4 separate regions of the Homo sapiens genome follow, and all the other regions are linked to region 3. Evidence: read pairs that join two places in POLR2A ChIA-PET (ENCODE). Cell type or tissue: HepG2. All regions are shown on one strand. Each heading gives the region's core, and the rest is flanking DNA. Links, peaks and the distances in the headings are about the cores only.

Evidence for each region. ChIA-PET counts read pairs that join two places held together with the same protein. Peaks named below come from ENCODE experiments on the same cell type or tissue, not always from the same donor. Only the 100,000 strongest peaks of a DNase experiment are listed, where the experiment ranks them.
Region 1: POLR2A ChIA-PET joins it to region 3 with 60 read pairs; 7 of 35 experiments call an interaction of 5 or more read pairs at or near these places.
Region 2: POLR2A ChIA-PET joins it to region 3 with 10 read pairs; 3 of 35 experiments call an interaction of 5 or more read pairs at or near these places.
Region 4: POLR2A ChIA-PET joins it to region 3 with 11 read pairs; 8 of 35 experiments call an interaction of 5 or more read pairs at or near these places.

Annotation. Positions count from the first base shown.
Region 1 is chr10:119,269,032-119,275,124 of GRCh38, reverse strand. All of the region lies in intron 1 of GRK5 (G protein-coupled receptor kinase 5), which reads right to left. Among named protein-coding and RNA genes, the nearest start is that of GRK5-IT1, 64 kb to the right of the region's middle. RefSeq lists an enhancer at 5,796-6,045. In HepG2, for the core only: a CTCF peak has its summit at 3,470; DNase peaks (open chromatin) are centred at 3,504 and 3,974; H3K4me3 peaks cover 671 bases.
Region 2 is chr10:119,219,270-119,225,362 of GRCh38, reverse strand. The region is part of intron 1 of GRK5 (G protein-coupled receptor kinase 5); the gene reads right to left. Among named protein-coding and RNA genes, the nearest start is that of GRK5-IT1, 14 kb to the right of the region's middle. RefSeq lists an enhancer at 2,479-2,990. In HepG2, for the core only: no CTCF peak of the experiment used is centred there; DNase peaks (open chromatin) are centred at 2,742 and 3,920; H3K4me3 peaks cover 858 bases.
Region 3 is chr10:119,320,113-119,326,205 of GRCh38, reverse strand. The region is part of intron 1 of GRK5 (G protein-coupled receptor kinase 5); the gene reads right to left. Among named protein-coding and RNA genes, the nearest start is that of GRK5-AS1, 16 kb to the left of the region's middle. In HepG2, for the core only: a CTCF peak has its summit at 3,872; a DNase peak (open chromatin) is centred at 3,045; H3K4me3 peaks cover 1,014 bases.
Region 4 is chr10:119,406,622-119,412,714 of GRCh38, reverse strand. All of the region lies in intron 4 of GRK5 (G protein-coupled receptor kinase 5), which reads right to left. Among named protein-coding and RNA genes, the nearest start is that of MIR4681, 32 kb to the right of the region's middle. In HepG2, for the core only: no CTCF peak of the experiment used is centred there; DNase peaks (open chromatin) are centred at 2,614, 3,344 and 4,444.

The DNA.
Region 1 (6,093 bases), core at 730-5,729, 51 kb after region 3:
GAAGCTGAGCCCATGTGCCAGGAACCATGCTCCTGGGCCTGCATGCTCTCAATCTTCCCCAAACCCAGAGAGGCTGGGTCTATCATGAGCTCATTTTACAGGTGAGGAAGCTGAGTGCTTAGGAAGCTAGCTTGTGGCTAAACCATAATTCAAATCCCAGGTTCTTACTGCTTTGCAAAATTGCTGTCTCCAAGAAGGTTTAAACTAAAAGGGTCTTTGTTTGCACAGCAACTCTCTCATAACAATAGGTACTTACAGGCCACAAGTGCCCCAGGCCACCCAGTGAGAGGTGGAACCAAGGCTGGAACCCCTGGGTGCTGACTTCCCGATCAGTGTTCCACCCAGAGGGCGCCAGCTCTCTTAAAGGATGTGAAAGCCCCTCAGCTAAGGGGACAGAGAAACCGAAAACTCTAACTTCATTCAACAGGCAAAAATGAATGGACTCCCTTTGCCTCCAGCTGTGGGCAACAGTCTAGAGGGAGAAATACCCAGCCTGCACCTGCACCTCAAGAGGCACAGCAGCATCACTGAATGGAACAAACACCAAAGAACAGCCAAGTAAAGTCAACTGTCCAGAGCCTCCCAGGTTTCTGACGACCCAGCCACCCTATACAAGGCCAAGGTAACATGCAGAGTTCACTGGTTGGTCACCTTCTGAAGGAAGCACAGGTAAGTGCCCTACAGAAGCTGGGAATGGAAGCTAACGCCTGGGATCCCTCTGTACGCCTCTCGCCAGTGCGCTTTTCCTACAATGCCCACATGCAGCCCCACCCCTGAACACTTATCAGTCGCTAGCTCTATTTCCCAGTCTTGTCAGGGTCAGACATCTCAAAAACAAGTATGGTTTATGTTTCTGTACCATGAGGGAAACCACAGTCTCCCATGTCACCGGGTCAGTGTTCTAATCTCGGTGCTGGCCAGCACCCATGTCCCCTCCTCAGCGGCATGGGTGGGTTGGGACCAGTCTCCAATCAGATGCTGATGGCTAACCAAGCTTTGCTTCAAACCAAGCACCTCAGGGCTCTCTCACTTATGACACAAACCCAGCTCTAATGAGCTGAAGTTTAAAAGAATACATAGGCCAGGCGCGGTAGTTGACGCCTATAATCCGAGCACTGAAGTCCAGAGTTTGAGATCAGCCTGGCCAACATGGTGAAACCCTGTCTCTACTAAAAATACAAAAATTAGCCAGGTGTGGTGGCATGTGCCTGTAGTCCCAGCTACTTGGGAGGCTGAGGCAGGAGAATCATTTGAACCCAGGAGATGGAGGTTGCAGTGAGCTGAGACTGCACCACTGCACTCCAGCCTTGGTGACAGAGCGAGACTCCATCAAAAAAAAGAACACATAGGATTGAGGGAAGGAGACTGTGCAAAAATCTCAACAAGAAATAATAGTGACGGCACTGAAAAACCCCAGATACATGGCTCAGCCACTTAAACACCATTAACCAAATCACGAAACTAGGGTTGCAAAGTAGGTGACCCATGGGGACAAAGCTTGGGGAGATGAGTTCCCCTGTGGGTCAAAGCCGCGGCCCATCCACACTTGTGGCCTGAGGGTGCCAAATGTCTCAGCACCTTGGGAGGGCTTGAGAAAGCCTGGGCTGGAGCGTCTGAAGCTAGCACCCTGCCCCAGACATCCATTACACCATGAATAGATCATGGATGAGTTTATGTAGAATATGTTTTAAACGTCACACGTAGCCTGCAGCTCCTGAGCTCACCCTCTGCTGACCTGCTATCCCAAGGCAGGGCAGCAGAATCCCACAAAGCAGCTCCATCTGGAAAAGACCCCATCAAAGCCCCCTTTTAATGCAACCTGTGATGACCACAACCCCCGACACCACCAGCCTCAGAACAGGTGCCAGTGGACACATCTCAAAATCACCTGCTTTATGCCTACAGTGGAGCTGCCGAGGCACCTTCTGGAAATCCACATTCTGTCTACTCATGACCCCATGTAATCTCCTGCTATCCAAATGGGCCTCTCAATGAGGCTTAAGCCATCGCCGGTCTGGTTTTGTTCATATTCCGAGGCATGGAATACGACTGGCTTGTATGTGGTATCAAAGGGGACTATTATCTTTGGTTCCGTAAAAGAATCCTAGAAGGACTGGGGAGGACTTGGAAGGCGTCAGAGAGGGACTGCCACCTCCCTGCCAAGGGGCTAGCCAGCTTCTGCTTGAAGCCTGCTCAGAGCCAGAATCAACCCTCAGCCTGCGGAGTCCCCTCCACAACGGGCTGGCCTCCCTGTCCCTCCAGGTCTATCAATGCGAGAACAAGTGACACAGACAACTGTGAATATCTGACAGGTCAGGCCTTAAGGACCATGACACCTCCTCTGCTCCCCACTCCAGATTCTGTGGTATTTCCAATGCTCAGCTCATGGGTCAGGGCAAAACCTCTACTATGCAGGGCTCTGTGCTAGGCCCCGCCCAAGCTCTTCACAAACACTAGCACACTTAATGCTCGCAACGACCCCATGAAATAGAGATCTCATCCACTCAGTTTCTTGTTTCTTTCTTTCTTTCTTTTTTTTTTTTTTTTTTGAGATAGAATCTTGCTCTGTCATCCAGGCTGGAGTGCAACTGCATGATCTCGGCTCACTGCAACCTCCGCCTCCCAGGTTTAGGTGATTCTCCTACCTCAGCCTCCTGAGTAGCTGGGATTATAGTCACCCGCCATCATGCCTGGCTAATTTTTGTATTTTTGTAGAGACAGGGTTTCACCATGTTGGCCAGTCTGGTCTTGAACTCCTGACCTCAGGTGATCCGCCCACCTCAGCCTCCTAAAGTGCTGGGATTACAGGCGTGAGCCACCACGCCCGGCCTCATGCACTCAGCTTTACACATGAGAAAAGCTCTGAGTAACAAGTAACACATCCAAGCTCACACAGCTGGTGAGAGCAGAGGCCAGGGTGCAAACCCAGGACCGTCCCATTTAGCATCTATGCCCTGAGCTACCATGCGATTCAGCCGGCACAGGGTCCCATACAAGGCAGAAGTTCAGAACATTTGGAACCATCTCTGCTGAACGGGGCATCACCACTACATCTAGGAGGGCCGCGTCAGCCTACAGGGCCAGAAATCCAGGTTCTATTCCTAGCTCAAGGGGGCCCGCAGGAAGGCTCTTCCCAGCAGAGTCATGAGACTGTGGCAAGCCCACAAAACAGGGCCCCACAGACAAGGAATAAGAGTAGGCATCATGCCAAATGATTTCCACAGATGAACTCCTTCAGCCTCCCGAGTACCTACGAGGTTAGTGCTGTCTTCACAGATGAGGAAACACACACATATTAGGCAAGCAACTTCCCCAACGTCACACAGCTAATCAAAGTGCTGGAGCTGGGACTGGCAACTCCAGAGTCACGCTCCAGAGTCCACCTGCTGCTAAACCTCGTCACCAACCTAGTGCTCACACACCTGTTTTTCCCTGACGAGTCAAAGGCCCCACGTTCCCCTCTTCCATTGCCAAAGGTGGCGACAAAACCCCGCACACACCAGCCCAGCACTGATGGGGTGAGTCATTTACGAGCTCCGGACCATCCAAGGTCTTCAGGTTCAAGGAGCTGGTGACTCAGTGCAGCCACCCCGTCCAGGGCTCCAAATTCCTCTTTGTCAAGTGTGCAGATCTGTATATGCTAAATGTCTGTTTACTAGAGCTAAACAAAGAAGTCAATGCAGGCAAACAAAATCTGTAGGAAACACATTGTTTCAGCCAGTCTCTGGGACAGCAAACAATAGAAGGCAAAAGGCTATGCAGAGAACTTGGTAAAGAGAAACTGCCTTGGAGTTCCCAAACCTGCAGACCCTTGATTGTGTTGGCAGCTCGAGGGGATGAGAGAGCCTCTAAAGAGGCCAGGCGTGTCTGAGAGGGCCTCTCTGAATGACCAGCGCCCAAAGGGCGTGGAGGATGTGGCTGTACACGTGTGGCCCGGGCAGGTTTCCGGTGAACACTCCCTCCCTAACGGCGCCGGCGCCACCCCAGGTCCTGGTGCTATCTGACAGTGTGAGCTTACTTACGAAAGCCCGGTCTGCTATTCAGTCACTTCTAGGCGGGTCCTGTTATTATTATTAACAAAGATAAGATTACGACTAATAATAACACTCATGACATTTAAATGCATTTCATCCTATCGCTTCAGCCTTGCTCTCTGAGGTAGGGTAGAGTTCAAATTCCACATTTGTGTTCCGCCAGGGGCCCAGCATGCCAACTCACTCAAACACAGATGAAATTTCCAGAGCTTTCTTAAGAATGAAGTGAGTTTTTTTCCTTTGCACTAACGTGCCAAGCACACTGCAGTTTGAGCTGCTGGAAGGAAAATGCCTATTGTTACACCTACAAAACCCTACTTAACTCTCAGCTTCACACCTCTCAGGAGAAACTGCTGAAAATCTCCTAGAGACTGCCCCCCAGCTAATTTGTGCATTCCCCCAGCATTTGAGGGTCTTCTGCAGAGAGGGCTGTGGGCCGCATGACAGACCTGCACCTGCACAGAGCAGCTTATGGGCCTGTCATGGAGGTGAACAATTGTCCCCTGGTTTCTTAGGGGATTGGTTCTGGTGCCCCCCTCAGATGGCAAAGTCCATGGATGCTCAAGTCCCTGATATAAAATGGTGTAGTATTTGTATAAAGCCCATGCATATCCTCCTATACACTTTACATCATCTCTAGATTACTTCTAATACCTAATACAATGTAAGTGCTATGTGTATACAGTTGCTATAACGTATTGTTTAGGGAATAATGACAAGGAAAATGTTTGTACATGTTCAGTACAGACCCAAGCATCCTTTTATTTCTGAGTATTTTCAATCTGCGGTCAGTTGTATCCACAGATGTGAAAGTTGCAGATACAGAAGGCTGACTGGACATCAATGAAGGTACAATTACACATTTTGGTGACAAGTGGCAAAGAGATGAACAGAGGACTGTGATGAAGAATGGCAGGGCTGGCAGTGGGCTGCAAAGGAGCCCTGCTAGTTAGGATGCAAATAACAGGCCCCCAAGAAGGTAATATTTATGCCCAACCCTGAATGCCAATGAGCAGTGAAGGAATGTGGAGAGGAGAGCACGGGACTCTGGGCAGAGGGAACAGCAATAGGAAGGTACATTCAAGGTACTCCAAGGAGGCTGGAGGAGCAGACAAAGTGTGGGGGACTGGCACAAGGCCCCCTCCCTCCCAAAGGCCAACACCCCAGGCTTTGGAGCTGGCTGGCCCCCTCCAAGGTGGCTCTGAGAAAGAGGCTTGGAGAGCCAACTCAGCAACTTTTTTTTTTTTTTTTTTTTTTTAAGATGGAGTCTCACTCCATCTTGCAGGCTGGAGTGCAGTGGTGCGATCTCAGCTCACTGCAACCTCCGCCTTCTGGGTTCAAGCAATTCTCCTGCCTCAGCCTCCCAAGTAGCTGGGATTACAGGAGCACACCACCATGCCCGGCTAATTTTTTTGTATTTTTAGTAGAGACAGGGTTTTACCATGTTGGCCAGGCTGGTCTCAAACTCCTGACCTCAGGTGATCCACCCGCTTTGGCCTCCCAAAGTGCTAAGATTACAGGCGTGAACCACTGTGCCTGGCCATTATATCAGTCTTGACCCTAAACCTAACCCTGACTCCCCAGGATGAGAGCACGCAAAGCTCTCTGAACAGGGCCTACCCACGGAAGCCTCATAATGTGAGCCCATTACAGGGCTAACCACACGGGTGCTGCTACCCCAGGAACCCTCGGCTGCATGTTCAGGGACTATAGGACGTCCTCAGGAAACCCCTTCCATGGGTTTGGGGGCTCCCAACATCCACCTGTACCATTCTTGCTTCTCACGGGAAGTAGGCCACAACTATTGTCTATTGTTTGTTCTCCAGCAAGTCACCCTAACTGTCAGAGAAGAGGCTCGTGCTTCAACAAGCAGGGGGAACGCGTCAGGTCATCAAACTTCCTGTGAAAAGTCCCTCTTTGTTTAGAAAAGATGCTGGTTTGTTTCTATGTTTCTGTTAGAGAACAAACAGAAAGCTGCCTGGAAGAGTCTAGAATGAGGTAAGAGAGTTCCAGTCAGCCAGTGGCAGAGGCCCCCAAATCTACCCTGAGCAGAGAGCAG
Region 2 (6,093 bases), core at 659-5,658, 100 kb after region 3:
TGGAAAATTCTTACATTTTCTCAACAATATTTACTTACTGTTTTCTTTGGCCAGATGAAGTACTGTGTATTTTTAAACTTTCCAGGAAGACAGTTTATTAAGATAATACAGTGTAGGATAATCAAACTGTTTATTTTTGACTTTTGATTTAATCTTCCTTTCTGTAATCTACTAAAGAAAACATTAGAATCATGCATTTGCCTTTCTTGGATTGCGAGAATCAGTTCAATTAGCAGTGGCGGGTTTTTTTCCTGTTTATTTCTACTACAAATGTAACCCCTCTTGGCTCTCATTCTTCCCTTGGGGTAATTTTTGTTTTAATGTGTAATGCCTGCTCTTCAAATTAACATCAAATTTTATTCTGAAGTACCCACAGTTGAATTATCAGTGGAAAATGCACCTGCAAATTCTCAAGATTTGAAGGGTGAGAAGAGACTCCAGGATCACCTGGCCAAGCTGCACATTTATGCAGCTGAGGATGGTTTTGCTTGGAGAGGAGCCACACAGCACATGAGTGGCACACTCTCCTTTTCCCTTTGAACTTCTCATAGAACCTTGATCAAGCTTTCAATGGAATGGAAACATCTTGCCTCAATGCACAGCAGGAGAAGATACCATATTACCTCGAAAATTAAAAAGTGGGTGACTAGGCTGGGCGCAGTGGCTCACGCCTGTAATCCTAGCACTTTGTAAGGCCAAGGCAGTTGGATAACCTGAGGTCAGAAGTTCGAGACCAGCCTGACCAACATGGTGAAACCCCATCTCTACTAAAAAAAAATGCAAAAGTTAGCCGGGCATGGTGGCGGGCGCCTGTAATCCCAGCTACTCGGGGCGCTGAGGCAAGAGAACCGCTTGAACCTGGGAGGCAGAAGGTTGCAGTGAGCCGAGATCGTGCCATTGCACTCCAGCCTGGGCGACAGAGCAACACTCCGTCTCAATAAATAAATAAATAAATAAATAAATAAATAAATAATAAATTAATAAATAAATAGTGGGTGACTGGATCTCACTTCTGGCAAGTTATGAAGCCTTGAGCTTTGCCAGATGTTAGCAACAACATCATTCCCACCTGCTAATAAATCCTATCCTAAGGTTGGTTATGTCTGTTACTTGGCTGCAATGCACAATGAGAGCCCAGTCTGGGAATCTGGAGGGCAGGGTTCTGGCTATGTTTGTTTGTTTGTTTGTTTTTTAAGAGACAGGGTCTCACTCTGTTGCCCAGATTGGAGTGCAGTGGCTATTCACTGGAGTGCAGTGCATAGCACACTGCAGCCCAGAACTCCTGGCTCAAGTGATCTTCCTGGCTTGGGAGTAGCTGGGACTACAGGTGAGTGCCACCGTGCCGGACTTGGGGTTCTGCTTTTAGTTCTACAGTGGGTATCATAGTTGTCTTCTAATATTAGAAGGGCCCCCTCAGGCAAAGAGTGGTGCATTTATCCTGGATACCTCCAAAGAGCAGAACCAGGACCTAATGGGTTAACATGGCACCAGACATACCAGGTCTCCACAGGCCGACTTGGGTTTACTTTTAGCATCTCGTTAGTTCCAGTAAGATACAAAGAAAAAGCCCTGGTGTCAGCCCTCAGGAAGTCTACAATTTAGTGGGTGAGGCAAGAAGCCTATCTAATATATATAGATATATATAATATATATATATTATTATAGATATTTTTAATCCAGTGGTTTAAAATCGGATAGGCTGCTTAGAAGAAGGTATGAGCTCCCCGTCTCTAGAAATATTTGAGCAGAAGACAGAAACCAACTGCCAGGGAACCTGCAGAGTCCTATTTGGGGACCCGGTCAGAGTAGTCTGGATGTCCAAGATAATCTCAGAAGGCACTCAGAAAACCCACCAGCTCCAGGGTTCTATAGAGCAGCAGTTCCCACGCCTGGTTCATCCTCAGAACCTCCTGTTTTAAAAATACAGGCTATCCCCAAAAGCTGCTGCTTCAGTACAGGCAGGGCCTGTGTTCCAGGGTTCACTGCGTCCTCCAAAGAAGATTATGTTGAAGTCCTAACCCCCGGTACCTCAGAATGTGACTTTATTTGGAAATAGGATCTTTATGGAGGTAATCAAGTTAACATGAGGTCATTCAAGTGGGCCATGATCCAATAGCACTGGTGTCCTTATACAAAGGATAACTCTGGACACAGGGACAGATGCACAAGAGGAAGACGCACAGGGAGAAGACAGCCACCAACAAGCCAAGGAGAGAGGCCTGGAACGGGTCTTCCCCGGGTACCTTCAGAGGGAGCACGGCCCTGCACACACCTTGATTTCAAACGTCTGGCCTCCAGAACTGTGCGACAATAGATGTCTGTTGTTCTAAACCACCCAGTTGGTGGCACTTTATTACGTATCCCTAGGAAACACACAGCCTGGGGATGGGTGTTAGAGTTGCAGAGCTGCCCTGGAGGAAAATCCAGGCCAGGGGACCCATCCTGCTTTGGAGCCTCTTTCTGCTCCTGCACGGCCACCCATGCGGGCCCCTTTTGGCCCTCAGATCCCTTCTTTGCGGAAGGAAGGAGCTGGCTTCAGTGTGAGGAGCTCCCTCCCACACTCTGACAGGACACGGAGCCCGTAGCCTCAGCACGCAGTGAAGGGGCAGCCCTTCCCCATGTAGAGCTAGCTCACACATCTGCAAATGTTTCCCAGAAGAAAATGCCATTCTCCTCCAATTGTTAACAAAATTACTGAAGGCCGTGGGGCTCTGGACTATGCCCTCATGCCAAGCTTATCTCGGAGGGAGGCAGAGCAGGAGGAGGGGCCACTGATTTGTTTTGTGTGGTGCTGTTTTTAATGGGCGTTTTCTATTCTCAGGTGGGAACCGTAGGGCCCTTGTCTAGGTAAATTCCATGCAAACCTTTAGTGAAAGCAGTTACCAGAGGAAGAGCTACAGAATTCCACAGAGGAGGATACTGTGCCAGATCAAAGACAGGGCAAATGACCTCAGGAGGACTGACACCAGCACAGGCAGCACTTGGAGGGGATTAGGAAGGGGCGTCCCTTCCTCAAGACACTTTCTGCCCCCCGACCTGATACATTTACACATCTACCAGCTTTAGGATGGGAACAATGGCTCCCTAGAATTGTACAATGTACAATGAAACGCAAAAGCTCTCAAACACGAAAAACGAAGCAATGGATTGGCACCACAGGAAACAAGGGGAAGTGGCTCCTTGGTATGTGATCTTGGAAAACCACTTCACCTCTCTGAGCTTGTTTTCCTTCTTTCTCAAACTAGAATAATACTAACAGCAACAGCAAAAACAATTCCCAGGCCCACAGGGTTGTGCTGATGATCCACAGTGAGAGATCCAAGACACCTTACGAAGCTGTGGGCTTGTTTTCTGAGTGTACCCCCTGCCTGATTTACACATGCAAAATCCAAGGGCAACTGAAAAGTCATCTACAACTAAAGTCTTTGACTGAACTCAACCTTAATTTCCCTAATTCAAACTTTGAATACCATAGAAAAGATGACTCATTACTCAGAGGTGAGGGATGTTAAGTCCCAAAGGTCTCAGAAATGTCATGTCACATGTATCATGCTCCTTTCTCATAAGAAAATCTACATTGTACATCCCTAGGGTCACTGAAGCCTATTTCACAAATTATTATGATTCTTCCCAAAGAGGAAAGGGGATGTTATTAGGCAGATACTCCCACAGGAAAAAAACAGAAGTCTTTAAAATAAGTGCATAAAGATGAATATATCATGGGTAGGATATTCCTTTATATTATCTTTAAAAATTAGAGAATTTAAATGGCTCATTCTAGGGGCTTGGTTAAATATATTATAAAACTAGTCAAAGACAATGAAAAACACAGACCCCTTTAGAACTGGATAACCCCTAAGAGTCTGCTAGAACATACCCAGCATTCCATTGAAACAGCATTCAGCTTCCAAAGTCTTTCACAATTTTTCCTGACACCCATCCATTTCATGGGAAACTATAAACACAGATATGGAAAGGCTCTGCAGCATATTGTGGACTGAAAACAGCTGCGGAACAGTGTGTACACTGGGACCCATTTTGTGTAAAGTTCTATCTAGATGTTCGTATGTGCATATACAGAGATTTGGGAAAACGTTCACCTACATGCTGACGCTAATTATTTCTGAGTGGTGGGATTGGTAGCAGGGGTGCATGGGAAGACAGAGAGAGATGCTTTACATGGTCCTTTGGACTTTTTTTTTTTTCCGAGATATAGTTTTACTTTGTCCCTCAGGCTGGAGTGCAGTGGCACGATCTCGGCTCACTGCAACCTCCGCCTCCCGGGTTCACGCCATTCTCTCCCTTCAGCCTCCCGAGTAGCTGGGACTACAGGCGCATGCCATCACACCAGGCTAATTTTTTTGTATTTTTAGTAGAGACAGGGTTTTGCCATGTTGGCCAGGCTCTTCTCAAACTCCTGACCTCAGGTGATCTGCCAGCCTCAGCCTCCCAAAGTGCTGGGATTACAGGCATGAGCCACCACTTCTGGCCTGGACTTTCTTTAGTGAGTATTACCTTTGCAAATTTTTTTTTTTTTTGAGCCTCTGTCACCCAGGCTGGAGTGCAGTGGCGCGATCTCAGCTCACCACAACCTCCGCCTCCCGGGTTCAAGCGATTCTCCTGTCTCAGCCTCCCAAGTAGCCGAGATTACAGGCGCGTGCCACCATGCCTGGCTAATTCTTGGATTTTTAATAGAGACGGGGTTTTGCCATGTTGGCCAGGGTGGTCTCAAACTCCTGACCTCAGGTGATCCACCCACCTTGGCCTCCCAAAGTGCTGGGATTACAGGCATGAGCCACCATGCCTCGCCTCTGAAATGTTTTTAAGCTACCAAAAAGACTAGCAAAAATACCAAGGACCATGATATAGAACAGTCACCACTAGCCACTGAAGCATAAACTAAGAGGTGCACCTGAAGACTAGCCCTCACCTCCGTAACCCATGGAACCAACCAAGGAAATCGGGTTTCTCCTTCCTTAATTTATATTTTGCTATATATTATAGAGAATTAAGCTTTAATTTGTAAAAATCCCTCTAATTGGATACTGCTGAAGGGAAGACATCTGGGGCAAATATCTAGGCCTGGTGCATTCCATCCCAAGCAATGGTTAGTGGTTTGGAGAATAAGTGTGCGGCAAAATAACCAGTGGTTACTAATTATTATATATCACAGGGCTTGGCACCATCCATAAAGCCTCATCATGTTGGCCTCTTCCTCTTCAGAGAGGATTACAGAATTGACTGTTTAGAAATTTTTCCTCCAAGTTAACATACGTTTTCCTTGTCTTAATTGGATCCAGCCTCCCTGCCCATGAGCAGAAAGGCAATTTTTCTTTAACGATTACATCCTTCAAATGCCAGGTCATCAGCCATCCCTAGGTCTGGAAGGATCAAGCTGCTTGGCTTCCTCTTTTCTTTCCATTTGCTCAACCTCATTCTAGCAGTTATGTGAAAAGCATGTGAAGCTCACATCGAAAGTTACCTTCGATTTGGCCAAAAAAGGGATGAGTGTTATCGGCATGAAACATCTCCTCCTACTCACACAGAGCCTCAGAAATGGGGAGAACTGTTTGCCCCAAATGTTTGGTCTAATGCAAATATTTATTTCTTCCAAAACGACTAAAACAAACCACTTCCAAATTAGGGGGGAGGGGGAGTTTGCCAAACATTTTTCAGAGTTAAGACAAACATTTGGAAAACATTTTCCAATTTGCCCTATAACCTTAGTTAACCTTTCTTAACCATGTTGAATCGTATCCTAATGTACCATCTATTGTGACCCCAAGGCCATTTCTTGAGGATATCACTTTCTCGGCTCTCTTCTTCACCATCACATAACATAAATACAGGTTGAGTATCCCTTATCTGAAATGCTTGTGACCAGAAGTGCTTTGGATTTCTGATGTTTTTGGATTTTGGAATATTTGCATTATACTGGTCGAGCATCCCAAATCTGAAAATCTAAAATCCAAAATGTTGCAAAGAGTCAAGTGTGGTGGCACGCACCTGTAGTCCCAGCTACTTTGGAGGCTGAGGCAGGAGGATCACTTGAGCCCAGGAGGCCAAGGCTGCAGTGAGCTAAGCTATGATGGT
Region 3 (6,093 bases), core at 583-5,582:
CACAGCAGGGGCCAGGCCTGCCACGTCTGAACATCCCCTTTAGCTTGGGGCATCCCTGTGGGGCAGAGGCACAGGCAGGTGCCCATGGCCCCTCATGGCCCTCGTTTTGTCCTCTTGCTTTCTGTGGAGAGTCTCCTTCCCCAGCTGGAGGCTAGATGTTGGGGGACAAGAACTTCAGTTTCCACTTGTCAAGTACCGCCTTCTTCTTGCTCCTCACAAACCCCAGAGTCTCCGAGGCTGGAAGGAAGGAGGGACTCCTGAGGGGCCCGCCCTGCCTCACATCCTCCCCAGTGCACACGAGTACTGAGCACGTGGACATGATGAACATGCACACGCACAATGAATGTGCACTAGTAATGAACACATGTAATGAACAGTCACGTGTAACGTGCAGAACCACATGAGGCGCACACAGGTGTTCCCGTCATCCTTGCACTCCTGGTCCAAGGGATGATGGACAGGTGTCAGGGTGCACAGGCGCAAACAGCGATGGGGTGAAGCTCTGGGCCTCAGTGTCCCTGAGCCCACCAGCATCTGGGCCTTGGACCTGAAGGCACTGCTGTGCCATGTGGCCAGAGGGCTCCTGGGGACCAAGGTGCCGTCACCCACTCTCCACCCTTACAGTGGCGCTTAGCCACCATCTGTCCATGACTCACCACAGGTCATGGAGCCCTTTGTGCCCCTTGGTTATCAGGATTTTATGTAGCTCGTCTGCTTGCTCCGGGTGGGTATGCAGCCCCTCCACTCTGTCACCCTCCCAGGAACCAGCTGGGCAGGACAAGGCCCCTTCTGCACACCAGCAACCCAGGGGAGCCCAGTGGCACTCAGCTCCAGCCCTCTCCCAGCCAGCCCAACCTGTCCTCCACCTTGCTCTGGCCCTGTGGCCATCCCCTGCTGCCTAGGCAAGCCTGGACAAGCACCCGCCCTCTCTGAGTCCTCATCCATGAAGTGGAGACAGTAAGGCCTTCCTCCCAAAGCTGAAAGGAGGGAAAACAAGGTAGCATGTGTTTAAAAGTAGGCACAGAACTGGGGATTCTTAACTGTCATCCAAGCTATCCTGGAAAGCAAGGTCATAGCCCTGATTAGCCAGTGCACCTGCCTCTGAGAATGGGACCAGAACTCTGCTCCTGCTCCAGGAAGCAGGAGAGAGTGCTGATGGGGAGGAGTCTCTCTCCTCTCCTCTCATTGCATCTTCAACCCAACTCCCTCCTCTCCAACTAGCCCAGTGTCCTCCTCTCAAATCTCCACAGACGGCCAAGGCCTCACACTCCGAGGGACAGAAGGAATGCGTATTGGGCACCTGCCGTGGTGAGGCGGCACCTGCCGTGGTGAGGCTCCACCTGTACATTATCTTGTTTAATCCTCAGAATGACTCTTTGAGGAAGAAATCACCCATGCCACGCTCACTCTTTCTGCCAACGGGGGCCACACACACAAGTGCACACACATTTCATGTACATATAAACATACACGCGCATACTGCTCAGCCATGCACTGGCCCTGCCCGGGGCCAAGCCCCTCACCTGCAGGCTTCACCCTTACTCTACAAGGCAGGAACTTTTTTTTTTCTTTTTTTGAGACAGAGTCTCACTCTGTCACCCAGGATGGAGTGCAATGGCACGATCTCGGTTCACTGCAACCTCTGCCTCTCCCGGGTTCAAGCGATCCTCCTGCCTCAGCCTCCCGAGTAGCTGGGAATACAGATGTGCACCACCGCACCCGGCTAATTTTTCATATTTTCAGTAGAGACAGGGTTTCACCATGTTGGCCAGGCCGGTCTCAAACTCCTGACCTCAAGTGATCCGCCTGCCTTGGCCTCCCAAAGTGCTGGGATTACAGGCATGAGCCACTGCACCTGGCCGGCAGGAACTATGATATACCCAGTTGACAGATGAGGAAATCAAGGCATGGGGGAAAGGTAGCAAGTCACCTGTGGCCCCGTGGCTCATAATTGGCAGAGCCAAGACCCCAGCCTGAGCAGAATCCAGACCCTGGGCCCTGGCTCTTGCTATTCTCTCTGTAAACCACCATTTTGGGTGCCCTGAATACAAGAGAAATTCTCAGAGGATCAAAGAGAAAGCTGGTGTCAGACTTCAGGAGTGACGCGGCAGCCATGACGGGAGCAGGAGCAAGGATCTAGCTGGGGACCCAGCCTGTGAGCTCCCAGAAAAGCTGCAAGCCAGACCGGAGGCCCGCAGGGTCACCAGTGTGACCCTTAGGTGGCTTGTTTGTCTGCTTGCTTGTTCACTGAACCAGTTGCCAACATTGAAAAATTAGGAGATTCCCAGGAGCTCAGATGAGGACACAAAGGCACAAGAATGATATAATGGACTCAGGGGACTTGGGGGAAGGGGAGGAGGGAGGTGAGGGATAAAAGACTACACACTAGCTACAGTGTACCTCGCTCAGATGACGTGTGCACCAAAATCTCAGAAATCACCACTAAAGAACATTCCATGCAACCAAACACCACCTGTTCCCCCAAAACTATTGAAATAAATAAAAATGAGGAGATTTCACATCGAAATCCAGACCTTGGACGTCTCTCCCACAGCCAGGCACCCCACATGGCAAGAATCAGCCGGAGCTGGGCAGCAGCTGCCCGGGGGACAGCACATGTGGCCTCCAGACAAGCCAATCCTCATCTAGCCGCAGCCCTCATTCAGGCAGCCTAGAGGTTCTTCTGTGCACGCCCAGATAGGGCCACCCTCTCAAGAAATCAGCCTAAACCCTAGCTCAGCAGAGTCTGATGTCCCCATCCCAGCAGCTGCAAGGCCTGGGAGGGTCGTTAGAACTCGACGGGTCCATCCCCTGCTCCCCATTCCTCTCGCACACTACTGATTCTCAGACCTGGCAGGCATGAAGCACCATTTTTTGCATATGGCAAAATATGCATAACATAAAATGTACCAGTTTAACCATTATTTAGGTGAACGAGTCAGCTGCATTAAGGACGTTCCCATTGCTGTGGAACCATCACCACCTTCCATCTCCAGGACTCTTTCATCATCCCAAACTGAAACTCTGAACCCATTAAACATTAACTCCCATTCCCTCCTTCCTCCTAGCTCCCGGCAACCTCTCTCCTACACTCCATGTCTGTGATTGTGACTACTCTAGATACCTCGTATAAGGGAATCATACATGTTCTTTTGTGTCTGTTCTTTCACTTAGCGTAATGTCCTCGAGCTTCGCCCATGTTGGAGCATGTGTCAGAACTTCATTTGTTTTGAAGGCTGAATAATATTCTGTTGTATGGGTATACAACTTTTTGTTTATCATTCATTTGTGGATAGACACATGGGCTGTTTCTACCTTTTAGCTATTACGTATAACGCTGCTATGGATATTTGCAAACAAGTATCTGTTCAAGTCCCTGCTTTCCATTCTTTTGGGTATATACTCAGGAGGGAAATTGCTGGATTATATGGTATATATGTTTAAGTTTTGGGGGAACTGATGAAGCACTCTTGACAATACAGATTGCTAGGCTGTACCCCAATCCTCTGTGATTGGACCCCAGGAATGTGACTTCTTAAAAGGATCCCCAGGTGACTCTCAGGCAGCCAGTCTATGGAACCCAGGAGTCTATTTTATACATGCACACTTATAGATTTATTCATTAAGAAAGTTAACATAGGTTCACTGATTCGTTCAACCAATATGTGTTGAGCACATACTAAGCGGCAGGCCCTCTGCAGGTGCCGGACACAGTGTCGCTAGCAGGGAAGACAGACACATCCAACGCGTTACCTCAGTGGTTCCCAACCCCAGCGACGGCCTCCCAGGGAACATTTGGCAATGTCTGGAGACATTTTTAATTGTCACCACTGGGTGGAGAGGTGCTACTGGCAGCTAGTGGGTGCAGGCCAAGGATGTGGTTAAATATTGCGCTGTGCACAGGACAGACCCCTGGAACAAAGCATGGTTGGCTCTAAAATGTCAAGGGTTGGGACAAGATGTGGTGGCTCATGCCTGTAATCCCAGCACTTTGGGAGGCCAAGATGGGGGGATTGCTTGAGCCCAGGAGTTTAGACCAGCTTAGGCAACATAGCAAGACTCCGTCTCTATTAAAAATAAAAATAAAATAAGTAGCTGGGCGTGGTGGCGCACAGGAGGATTGCTTGGGCCCAGAAGTTCAAGGCTGCAGTGAGCTATGATCATGCCACTGCACTCTAGCCTGGGTGCAGAGCAAGACCCCATCTCAAAAGAAAAAGTAAGTCAAGGGTAGGGATGTGGAAAAAATGCTGCTTTACTTAATGACCATTTTACCAACATTTAGGAAAAGAACAGGGGTTGGGGGAGATCTGTTAGTGATGGGGCAGCTGTGGTGGGGTTGGAGGCGGTGGGAAAGGTAAGCCACTTGGAGGCAGCCCCAAGCCGAGGGTGCAGACTCTCCAGCTACGGCCTGGGCTCACTTTCCTCCTCAACCCTATTTCCTCAGCTTCCAGAATAGGGCAGGGGGACTGTGGTGGGCAGGATAACGCCCTCAGGGATGCCCTAATCCCTAGAACCTGTGAATACGTTAGGTTCCATGACAAATGAGCATTAAGTTTGTGGATGAGATTATGGATAATGATAGGGACATAATCCTGGATTATCCAGGTGGGCCCACTGTCACCAACAGGGTCCTAAAATGTGGAAGAGGGAGAAAGAGCAACCAGTGTCAGAGTGATGCAATGTGACGAAGACTCACCAGCCATTGGCTGGCTTGGAAGATGGGAAGGGGCCACGAGCCAAGGCATGCAGGCCAGGAAGGATTCTCCCCGGAGCCCCCAGAGGGAACACAGCCCTGCTGATGCCTTGACTTTAACTCACTGAGAGTGCGTCAGACTTCCGATCTCCAGAACGGTAAGATACTAAATGTGTGGTGTTTTAATCCACTTAGCTTGTGGCAATCTGTTACAGCAGCAACAGGAAGCTAATACGAGGATGTTCTCAGCAGGGGATCCCCCTAAATGACAGCAGACCCCAGAATGGCCTCTCACCCCATATCTGGCTTCCAGTTCCTCTAAAAGTGCCATGAAATAAACCCAACCTTCCTGACTCAGATGGGCTGGGAGAAGGTTTCACTTCTTAACAACAAACAAAACCTGCCTCAGAGAAGGCACCACGTCTAGACAAATGTTTGGCTCTCAAGCTGCTGCGGGGTTGTGAAGCTGCATATTTGATAACTGAAGTATTGGCACTGTTTATTATTTCATAGGACTTGATTGTTTCTCTGTATCCTGAGAGGGGGCAGGGCCCAGCCATGCCACTGTAAAAATTCCTCCTGTGACCTGGCCCTACGGCCCCCGCTGCCCTAGGCCCACCTCACTGCTGGGGAGGGGTGTTAGGCCTACAAGGGGCTGGGGCCATCACCTCCCACCTCCCCCGTGCTCAGGTCCCAGCAGCAGGAATGGCCAGTTCCCAGGCCTGACCACCCATAGGCTCAGCCCGTTCTCCTTGGTCCCATTCAGGGCCTCGGTGACTGTCTTCCTAAGCTTTATTTCCCTCCCTGCCTCTGCTCTCAGGGCCTTTACACTCACTGTTCATTCTGCCAGGAGCACCTTCTTCCTACCTTTCCGAATGTTTCTCACCCACACTTCCAGTCTTAGCCTGAATTCTACCTTCCTGGAGGTCTCCTCTGAGCTCGGTTGTGAAGCAGGCCCATTCTCCACGTGCCATGGAAGTGTGTAGGAAGCACTGGTCGGTCAGTCTGTCTGTCTCTGTGTTGAACTGCACATCAGCTTACAGATCCATTCTCTCAACGCATGCAGCACATTTTCATGGACTCATTCAACCTCTACGTGCCAAGTGACTGCTGGACTCCCAGACCCAGCCCACAGCTCTCATCACCACCTGAAATCTTCCCACTTATTTGTTTCCTTGCCCGTCATCAGTCTCCCCTGTGCTGATAGCGGACCCGTGGTGTCAGGGACCTGGGTTTCTTTGTTCTCTGTCACCTTCTTCTTGGTCCACTGTAGAAGCCCAAACAGTATCTGCTGAGTGAATGCAAGTGTCATGCTTTACATCCAGCCACCTGGCCACCTGGCAGCCCCTCCAATCCCTGTATACATCATTGTTCCCCCACTCCGACCCTACAGGCATGGC
Region 4 (6,093 bases), core at 370-5,369, 87 kb before region 3:
AAGGCCTGGCTGACAGGAAGAAAAAGCACCATTCTTCCACCTTTTTAATCAAAACCTTCAGGGCCATGTGGAAAAGCCACTGCCACACACCCTCACGTCCGTCTGGAGTGGTTCCTTTCTCTGTCCATGGCCAGGCAGGAGACGTGATCCACAAGCCCCAGACAAGAACAGACCAAAGGAAAGAAGGCAGGGTTTGGTTTTCGGGGTCACTGGGGAGAAAAATAAATCAGTCCGGCCACACGCTCACGAGCTGTGCGGGCTCGTGGCCTGTCCCTCCCTCCACCCTGGGCCTGATGCCAACATCCAGCAGCCCTCGGCCCAAGCACGCCCAGCTCTTCACCGGGGTGTCCTCGTGGTCAGCCCAGGCGATGGACTGCACGGCCCGGGCACCGTGCCAGGCACAGCCCTGCCAGGCAGAGACACACCGGACCGGCAGCCTGTGGGTAGAGGTCCTTGTGATCGAGGCTGGAAGGCTCTCACTGTGCCTCTTTTGAGTTCAAAGGAAGGTGATGCTCACCGTTTCCCATGAAGGTGGGCACAGCCTCCAATCAGAAGCGGATCTGAGGCCGGGCGCAGTGGCTCACGCCTGGAATCCCAGCACTTTGGGAGGCCGAGGGAGGTGGATCACCTGAGGTCAGGAGTTCGAGACCAGCCTGGCCAACATGATGAAACCCCGTCTCTACTAAAAATACAAAAATTAGCCAGGCGTGGTGGTGTATGCCTATAGTCCCAGCTATGCAGGAGGCTGAGGCGAGAGGATTGCTTGACTCCAGGAGGTGGAGGTTGCTGTGAGCCGAGATCGCACCACTGGACCCCAGACTGGGCGACAGAGCAAGACTCTATCTCAAAAAAAAAAAAAAAAAAAAAAAAAAGAAGCAGATCTGCAATGAAGCTGAGGAGGCCGAAGCTTTAGGGTTTTGTTTGTTTGTTTGTTAATTGAGACGGAGTAGTCCTTTATTTGTAGTCCTGGGAGCTACAGAATGCTCTATCTTGGGAGACAGAGCATTTCTACAGAAGCACTTCCGGGAAATTGAGGTCACAGATGAAAAGGATATGAATCTCCAAGCCCTCAGTAATTTGTTGTGATTTCTTTTCTCCTTCTCAATATTCACTTTTGTACCTAACCTCCTATTCTTTTTCTTAAAAAGCATGCTCAGCAAGTTATTTAAGCTTCAGTCCCCCCTCAAAGAAACTCTGGATCTTCCCTTGTCTCCAACTCTCAAAGGGGCCTCTCCAGGGCCCTTCCAGAGGCCATGATGCCTTTAGGAAGATGGCATCCAGTCTGCCATTTTTATCTTTCCTTGGTGAACAGTCCAAAGACCTAGAGTCTAAGGGGTCTCTGGGCTCTCTGGAGTCTTGTGTGTCTGGCGGAGGAGAAAGTGGGAGTGACACCATGACACAGTGTTCAGAAGTAACCAGCATCCACGAAAGGCCTGTGACTCCATCATGGTGCAGACACACACCACCACTCTTGCAACCTCCTTAATTCTTTGGCTGAGGATCTCTTGTACCTCTTTGGTGGTGACCATGAGGGTAGCTGGGTTTTCCACCAGGCCAGGAAGAGACTTCAAGGCATGGGAGCTGTCTTTGTGAGCAGAGGTGGAGGTGGGGCCACTGCTCCAGTGACCAGTCGGAAAGCTTCTTCAGCTGGGGTCCATCAGCCATACGGGTTCCCTGAGTGCCCATTCTGTGCCCAGGCCATGAGGTCCACCCTAAGGACCCCAGAGACCAACTCTGTTGGCCAATGGCAGGAGTTCAAGGTCAGCAAGGACTGCAGGCTGTAGAGTGCAGGTCACAGCCCCTCAGCACCTAGGAGAGAGCGCTCACAGAGGTGGCCTCTTTAGACACAGGTGGCTCCACGGCTGTGGAGAGGTTTGATCATGGCCCAAAGGGTAAAGGGGGTTTAGCCAGGCAATAGGGAGGACCCTTCTATCCTCCAGCTCATGCCATTTGTGCGCTAGGAACTCTTCCAAGACTAGAGCTCTGGATGAATTCACTTTTCCTAATGGCAGAACTGACACTTTTCTAGACCCCTTTCAGATGGTAGGGTTGCACTGAGGATCACAGGCAGACAGCAGGCTCAGGGCTATGAGCAACCAAGTGAGGGCCGTGTGGCTGGGAAGTGCTGGGAGCAAGCCTTGCCTTGGGGCTGCAAAGCGTCGGGGGTGGTTCCAGCCCCTTCACAGTGCCCTGCTGACCTGGTCAGCCTGAGACCCAGCGTGTCATGTTCTCTGGGCCAACAAAGTAGAAAAACCCAGCCCTTCAGAAATAGCTGCAGCCCTTCAAGAAAAATAAAATGGACTGGGTTTGAAAGACCCTGACCCACATTTCCTTTGCTATTCCAGTGGCTTCACAGAAATAAGGAAGAAGTGCGCTTAGGGGTCGGGAAGCGAGGGAAGATATCTTTAAACGCTGGCAGAATTTAACTGGGGGCCCTGAGAGCTGGGCAACTTTAATGAGAAGGAAAGGAAAATACACAGTGACCCTGACCCAGACCCCGACCCTTTACGTCAAAAGCAAAAGACGATAATTAACAAAATGCAATGTGCCCGGACGTGGAGTGAGAGGCCAGCTGAGCTCTGTCAATTTGATAATCCCTGGTCGTGACCCGCAGGCCCAAAGTGTGCAACAGGAGATGACGCACTGTTTACACAGGCCGCGCACGCGGGGGCTCGCGGGACCCGGCGCAGCTGCAGGAGCAGCAGCAGGAGTGGGATTCTTCCTGGCCAGTGGTTTGCATGCAGCCAGCTCCGCTCAGGCCAATGCAACCACATGCAGGTCACTGACACATGGAGCCCAGGCCCTGAGGTGCTGGGGATGTTCACGGTGGGGAAACGGTGGGGAGTGTCCCTCATTCTTTGTGCGTGATAGGCGAGGGCAGGGCCCGCCAACTTTCCTTCTTCCAGAACACCCACCACCCTCCTCAATCCGAAATCATGTTGGATTTTTCTCCAGTGAAGACTTCATCCCTTCGGGCTGCAAAATAAAGGGGTTGGGGGGCAGGGGGCAGGAATCTCCTACGAGCCAGGAAATTCAAGAGAACCTGCCCCTCACCTCAGCCACGTGATGCCACTTCTCTGCCCAAGGTCCACGGATGGGGAGGGCCTGCCAAGCCACAGGGACCAGGATCACTGCCACCCAGGACAGAGTTGGGGGTGCCCTCAGGAAGCCTGTGGCTGAGTCTTCTGTCTGCCGCCACTCCAAAAGAGAGGCATTCTGGACAGGAAACACTATGCACACACATTAAGGACAGGGTCAGAGGCAGAGCCAGCTCTGCCAGCATCAAAGGAACCTCCAATTTTCTGACCTGGATGGTCATGAGAAAGGAAAAAGGACCTAGATGGGCCTGCCCTGGCCCACTGTGAGGAGCTCCAGCAAGGCACATCAGCCTCAAGGGCGTCAGGAGGCGCCAAGATGAAATCAGGCTGTGGGCAAAGACAATTTGTTTTCCAGGAAAGGTTGGTGAGGGGTGGGGTGTGTCTATTTGAAGGACAATTACACAGTCATGAAATATGCCGCGCAGGAGACTGTGACGTGAGAAGATGCTAAGGACACAGCGCAGAGTGGAAGCCGAGGCCCAGGTTGGGGGTCAGGAGCTGGGCTGGGCCCCGGAGGGCGCTGGCATGCACAGCCTCTGGACGTCAGCCCGACACCGCCTCCGGGGCTTGCTCATTCCCCGGCCTTGCTGCTTGCCCCCTGCTACACCTGGGAAGCTGATTCAGTGGGAACTTTTGTCTTTGGTTAACTTTCAAGAAGACAACGCAGAGGAAGAGAAAGATCACAGGCTCCAGCATCGGACAGGCCAGCTTACATTCCACTCTTTTCTTGCTCTTTTTCTTTCATTGTGGTAAAATAGACATAGCATAAACTTCACCATTTCAACCATTTTAAAGTGTACAATTCAGTGGCATTCATTACGTTCATCATGGCAACCATCACCTCTATCTTGTTCCAAAAATATTTATCATCCCAACAGACACTCTGTACCTGTTAAGCAGCAACTCCCTACTCCCTCCCTCCCACGTGCCCCCTGGTAGATGCTAACTTACTTTCTGCCTCTATGGATTTGTCTATTCTAGATACCTCATAGAAATGGAATCACACAATATGTGGCCTTTTATGTCTGGCTTCTTTCAGTTCACATAATGTTTTCAAGGTTCATCCACATTGGGGCATGTATTAGCGCTTCATTCCTTTATATGGTTGAACACTGCAGTGTAGTGATAGACCACTTTTGCTTATCCATTCATCCGTTGATGGATACTTTGGTTGTTGCCATTTTTTGGCCATTGTGATAATGCTGCTATAAATATTTGCACACTAGTATCTGTTTGCATCTGTGTTTTCTGCCTTTTTTTTTTTTTTTTTTTTTTGAGACAGGGTTTTGCTCTGTCACCCAGGATAGAGAGCAGTGGTGCAATCATAGCTCACACTGCAGCCTTGAACTCCAGAGCTCAGGTGATTCTCCCACCTCAGCTTCCTGTGTAGCAAGGACTACAGGCATGCGCCACCATACCCACCTAATTAATTTTTTTTTTTTTTTTTTTTTTTGAGATGGAGTTTCACTCTTGTTGCCTAGGCTGGAGTGCAATGATGCAATCTGGGCTCACCACAACCTCTGCCTCCTGGGTTCGAGCGATTCTCCTGCTTCACCCTCCCGAGTAGCTGGGAATACAGGCATCCACCACCACGCCCGGTTAATTTCGTATTTTTAATAGAGATGGGGTTTCTCCATGTTGGTCAGGCTGGTCTTGAACTCCCGACCTCAGCTGATTTGCCCGCCTTGGCCTCCCAAAGTGCTGGAATTACAGGCGTGAGCCACCACACCCAGCCCCCCAAGTTTTCTTTTCTTTGTAGAGATGGGGGTCTCGCTGTGTTGCCCAGGTAGGTCTCAAACTCCTGGCCTCAAGTAATCCTCCTGCCTTGGCCTCCCAAAGTGTTGAGATTACAGGCATGAGCCACCATGCCCAGCCTCCCTGTTTTCAATTCCCCTGTTTTACCATTATGAGCTAAAGAACTCTGACTGCCTGGGTAAAACAAGGACAATAGTGTCTACTACATAGGATAGTCATGAAGATAGAATGCACTAAAGCTATAAAGCATGTCGCATACAGTAGGTGCTAAATTAATGCTATTTTCTCTCACCTCTTCCACTAAAACCCAGAGAGTTAATGACTTAGTGCTTAACTAGTAGAACTTCCGGCAACAGCCAACTTCTCTGCTTTGCACAGACATTACGAATGTCTCAGCATTTAGACACTTACTGGCTTAAAGAAAAAGCACCTCAGAGGAATTGAAACCCAGCTGCCGGCCATCCCCAGTGGGAGAAGGAAAACCAAGTCAGTAAGCATCCCTTTTGAGGCCTCCTCTCCTTGTTTCTAGCACAGAGTTATAGAAAGCCCCACAAGGAAGATTCCAGTCTCCTCTTCCAAGCTGGGCCTCTCGGGGCCTCAGTTTCTTTATCTAGGAAATGAGGAGTTTAGCTCAGCTCCATGGTGCTTAAACTGGGATCCACAGAACCCTAAATGTTCTCCTCAAAGTCAGAGCCTGGGGAAGGGGAAGGGGAAGCGGAAGGGAGGAAAAAGAGAAGTCCAGCCCCCAGCTTTGTCAACCACAGATCTTTTTATCTGTTTGCACGCTGGGAATCTGCAGATAAAACTGCGTGCGGGGCCCAGAACTGGGCAGCCCCTGAGATTTCCCTGGGCGCCCATCCTGAGTGAGCCTCCACTTCTTGTTATTTTATATGGCTGTGATGAGGACTTAGCAAAACATGGAATATGAAGTTCTAGGCTACAGTAGTAGCTCAATAAATGCTAGCTGTCCCAAGACAGCTCATGAGCACACATGTGGCTTGATTTGTGAATTCCTCTCTCTGCTGCTCCCAGAAGTGGAAGTGGAAGAGGCCCAACCCCTGTCCCTCACTACTGTTGCTTGAGAAAACTCCTGGAAGTCCCTTTCTCAAGTTTTCTTTTCAATCCTCTTCCGCCCTCCAGCCTGTACGCAAGGCTGTGACAGGAAGCTGGAAATGCTGGTAGATGGCCCAGCAGGGGCAGCTGCCCAGCCAGACCCTCTGCTCAAGTGAAGGTGGAGTCT